Regions from separate parts of the Homo sapiens genome. Here region 1 is linked to region 2. A link is a loop called in an ENCODE intact Hi-C map of the cell type or tissue named here. Cell type or tissue: sigmoid colon. All regions are shown on one strand.

Evidence for each region. Hi-C counts contacts between places; a loop is a spot of excess contacts. Peaks named below come from ENCODE experiments on the same cell type or tissue, not always from the same donor. Only the 100,000 strongest peaks of a DNase experiment are listed, where the experiment ranks them.
Region 1: it touches region 2 in a loop (2.9-fold over the local background); 2 of 110 quality-filtered maps call a loop at or near these places.

Annotation. Positions count from the first base shown.
Region 1 is chr4:74,754,223-74,756,722 of GRCh38, reverse strand. BTC (betacellulin) reads left to right here. Exons shown (of 6, transcript NM_001729.4): 3 at 747-864. Among named protein-coding and RNA genes, the nearest start is that of BTC, 39 kb to the left of the region's middle. RefSeq lists a silencer at 2,219-2,278. In sigmoid colon, no CTCF peak of the experiment used is centred here; a DNase peak (open chromatin) is centred at 1,002; H3K27ac peaks cover 349 bases.
Region 2 is chr4:74,691,798-74,694,297 of GRCh38, reverse strand. No RefSeq gene overlaps it. Among named protein-coding and RNA genes, the nearest start is that of BTC, 100 kb to the left of the region's middle. In sigmoid colon, no CTCF peak of the experiment used is centred here; a DNase peak (open chromatin) is centred at 1,217.

The sequences.
Region 1 (2,500 bases), 62 kb before region 2:
GGCCAAATGAGAGACACAATTGCCCACGGAGGCAGGTGTGACTTGTGGATGCATCAGGCTGAGAGTCGGTGACAGACACCTGGTGAGCAGCTGGCTCAACAAATGCCAGAGTGTATGTGGCAGTCAAGAACGTGGACTCAGTGGCAGACTGCCTGGGTTTGAGTCCCAGTTTTTCCACTTTCTATCTGTGTGATCTTGGAAGGTGACTTAGCCTCCATGTATCGTGCTTTGTGCATCCGTAAATTGGAGATTGGAGTGGTTCTTACCTCACAAGGCTATTATGAACATTAAATGAATAATATACAAGAAGCAAACAGACCAGCATCTAGCACTCAGGAAATACTATGTAAATGTTTAAGTTAAACAACCAAAACCAAACCCCAAAACCAACCAAACAAAAAACCTCTCTTCTCTAGTGTGGCTCTGATAACTTTCATGGAATGAAAGCCTTCTCTCTTATTATACTTGTGTTTTACCCTTTAAATGACACTAAAGTTTCTGAAAGGTAGGTTGAAGTCAAATCTTAATTAAAGTAGGAAACATTCTGACCATAATCCCCATTGTCCAATGTCTAGAGCTATTTTGGAGTCACAAAAGTCTGACTTTTATCCCAGTGCAGAGAGAAAGAAAAATGAGAGATTCAAACATATTCTACAGAGAAACTGGCAGCAAGATAAGAATATGATTCTATTTACAAGTGAATATTTAAAGAGAGTTGATTTATTGAACTTTTTCTCATTTTCCAGCTACCACCACACAATCAAAGCGGAAAGGCCACTTCTCTAGGTGCCCCAAGCAATACAAGCATTACTGCATCAAAGGGAGATGCCGCTTCGTGGTGGCCGAGCAGACGCCCTCCTGTGTGTAAGTGGAGTGTCCTCAGCCAGCAAGCAAAAGGGTGCAGAATGGTGCCCGCCTGGGTCTTGCCAGGACTGGAAAGTGTGAGCTAACCATGCCATCTGTCCGAACACAGTTCTGCCTGGTCCTGCCCCCAGCCACTTGTTTAGGGGCCCACTCAGCAACTACTTATGGAGAAACTGACGCACACTTTCCTCCTGAAACATGAGTATGTGAGAGTCCAGCTCCACTTCTGGGCTGGGCAGTGTCCTCTGATTTCTTGCGCAAGCAGAACTGATTCTTTTTGGCTCAAATAATCTCCTGGGTGGTTCAAATGGAAATGAATTATTCTGGCAAGTGTTTGGTGGTTTATAGTTAGTGTAAATACGAGGAAATTCCTGCCAAATTAAGAGCTACTTTTGTAGGAGTCACTTAAGTAGAAGGAATTAGTCCTATTTATAAATAAGAGATTAGCGAAGCCTGTTTAGTATAGTGGGGAATTGGGAGAAAAGTTTTCTTTTCAACTCTTTGTATTTGAGCCTAGCTCAATTTTACTCAGGCATACACAAATTTCTTTTTGCATCTTTTAAATATGTGTTTTCTTCTAAAAAGATATCCCACTAATGTGCTTCCTGGGACCTTTCCTTAGAGAAGTGGGAGGAGATTCTTCAAGTGCAATTTTGACTTAAAGTTCATAGAATGTTTATGTTCTTCTGCACAGTTGCCCCAGTATATAAGTTTTCTTTCCATAAGTATCTCAGAAAAATGATTCCAAATCCTAATTTTGTGGAAACTTTAAGGGTCATGAACTTTTTAAAAACTTAAATATATTTAATTTAAAAAGGAAATATGCGTGGATAATACATGGAGGCAGATAACAATTGCTAATGTAAGAAAATAAGGAAATGTGTGTGTGTGAGTGTGTGTGTGTGTGTGTGTGTGTGTGTTGAGAGGGATAGATCTAATTTTTTAAAAAAATTCATTTAATTGCTCCCTGGCTTGGAAGCACATATTGAATTTTAAAAATATTAATGATCTTTAACCCAATACATTTCCCTAATTGGTTCCTATGTCTGCAGATTTATTGTTCTTAGATATTGCTGCCCTCTAAAATGAAAACCACAGTGTGTAATCTACCTGCCTAAGATCAACACATAGATTGTTCCCTTCAATGTAAAATTTAAACTCGTTTTCTTAGCCTTCATAGATCATCTGATCCTGGCTTAATTTTCTAGCTGTATCTCACCATATTCCTAAGTGCTTTTCTAAAATTCTACATTTCATTTCATGATTTATTATATAAGCTCTTCTTGTAGCCCAGAAAGCTTATTCTTGCTATGGTTTAAGATGCACTGCACTCATCATCTCCTTGTGGACCCCTTCACTGACTTCCTCCTTCTCAGGCATACACTCAGGTCTGAGTTAGATGTCCTTCCCCTGTGATCTAGCCACACCTCTATGAAAGCTCTTATCCACTGGAGCATAACTGGTGGTTTCTTTAAATGTGCCTTCTGTGACAGTGAGCTCCTAGAGGGCAGGGCTCATGGCTTATTCATTTTTGTATTTCAGTGTCAAACACAGTCCTCAGAATTTACTAGGTGCACAAGAAATGACTGATGCTTGAACAAATAGTGCCCCTATTACAGTCCATCTAATGCTATAC
Region 2 (2,500 bases):
TTTATATGTTAAAAAAGGCAATTCTCACAGGGTGAAGTGCTTGGCAGCCATGTGCATCCCTGACACTGGGATACGTCTTTAAATACAATGTAGGAGTATTTACTAATGCTCACATTTGGTTTAATCACAGGAATAGTCCTGGGAAGGGGGTAATGGTTAAATAAGCTGAGCCTTGATGGGTTGAGAACATTCATGGTGCTTATCTATTAAATCGGGAAGGTAAGTAGCCTGGTGTATATGGGAATTAACAAAACAAGACATAAGCTGGATATATAAAAGGTGAGGACAATTCGTCAAGAGTTTCATATCAGGCAGAAATAAAGAGCCCTGGATTTTTCTGCAAAAGAAACCAATGTTTACAAGGAAGCTTTACCTGACACCTCCTCTCCAAATTCTGCCCCCTGCAGAATTAATTACACCTTCTGCTCTTAGATTACACTGGGGATAAATGTCTGTTACTGGGCTCATTTGTTAGTATTATCATCAGCTGTTTATGTTAAGGCCTCCCTTTTGGAGCAGGAAAGAACAATACAGATAGTTACTGAAGGAATGCACTGCATGTTGTAAACACTGAAAAACATCTTAAGGATGGATGACTAGCATTTGCCTACTGTGTCTTTGGAGTCTCTTAGGTACTCCAACTCTTGTGAAGCTCCTACTATCTCTCGCTATATGTAGTTTGTGAGTGCCCAAAAAAGTAATTGTTTCACGTGGCGAGTGGTAAGATGTGGATGTAAAATGCTTCCAAAATTGCTCACAAATTTTCTTCTATTTTTGATGGAGAGGTGCTCCAGACACTCCTTTTCAAATACTCATATTTCATAAGTGTTAGTAGATTAATGCCTAAAAACTCATTTTATAATAATTCTTGGTGAAATCTTTTCTCTGTGGAAAAGCTTTGTCCACAGCTGATTTCCAAGTTTCTTCTTCCTCCTCTTGGCTCTCTGAAGTTCTGCCTTCTCTGGTCAGACATTTCCCTGGAAGGGAGGCAGATTTGCTGGCATTCCTCTGAGGACAGAGATGGATGAAGTGTGTGGGTTTGTTGATGTTCATTTGGTATTTTTAGCCCATGGTTAACAAAAGTAGAAACAGCCACGGGGTTTGCTTTTATTGCTCATGAAGTTCCCATCTCTCCCGTGAAAGTTCTTTTCTTCAGGAGAATCCATTTTAATTGGCTGCTACAGCAGCTGCTCCTGGCCCCACGACCGGGTTTGCTGCCTGAATCCTGGCATCTGGTGCAGTGGGCCTCACTGTTGCCAGGAGCCTTCCTAGTCCTTAAAAGGTTTGGTGTGTAGTCTATTGTAAGACTCAGCCTTAAAGACTACAATTATAAGTAATTTAGTTAAATGTGTTTCTAAAGGATGTGGATTTTTGTCCATCTTGGGAAGTCCCTGCCACAGGACTTTTTAGGATCAGAGTGTAGTATAGAAAGAACATTAGCTTCCAGCTGCCAGGTCCATCCCTACCCTCATCCAAATAATAAATGGCTGCAATATTGTTTTAAAGTTTCCTTGCTTAAAATAAAGAAAAAAATGAATATGCAGTCATCCCTTCATATCTGTGGGTTCTGCATGGATTCAACCAACCATGGATGGAAAATATTGACCATAAAATAGATGGTTGAGTCTGTACTAAACATGTACAGAATTTTTCTTGCCATTATTCCCTAAATAATATGCTGTAACAACTCTTTATGTAGCATTTACATTGTAGTAGGTATTATAGGTAATCTAGAGATGCTTTAAAGTGTGTGAGAGGATGTGTGTAGGTTATACACAAATACTACACTACTTTACATAAAGGACTTGAACATCTGTAGATTTTGGTATCCTTGGGGAGTCCTGCAGCAAATCCTTAGTGAATACCAATGAACAAATGGTATGTATCTCTACTCTATGTCTAAATAAAGAAGGTGTATGTGTTCATGAGAGTGTGCTTGTGTATGTATGCATGCACATGTAACATATATGTAGCATATATATGTATATGTCCAGTTCCACTTGGGTACTTATGCTGGGCTTTCATTCTTACACTCCTACAATTTATTTAGGTATCGAGGGCCCCAACCTTTGTTTTGCTTCATGTTTCATGTGCTGTTGAAAACAGGATGATGGTATCCATATAGGGTAGTTTGAATAAACTTCAACAAAGTCTTGGGTTCTGCTGGATAATGCACAGGCATCATGTAGGCAACTGACCAGGGCAGGCTCATACCACAAGGCAAGGAGAAAACAGGTTTCGTTCTTTCCTGAGGAACCAGAAGTCTGCAGGTGCTTGGTCTCCACAGATCTCATGTCCTGAGCTGCCAGCAGGGGGGCTTCCTGGTGCTGCCTCTGCTCCTCTCCAAATGATTCCCTTACATCTCCCCTACCACCCAGGCATCTCTCCTGTCCTCACTAAGGCAACAGGGCTTCAGGGTTAAGAGGACAGAGAGGGCAAGGTGGATTGGTCCTTTCCCTTGTCATAGCATAATCTCTGAGTTTCCTAAAGACCTTCCCTT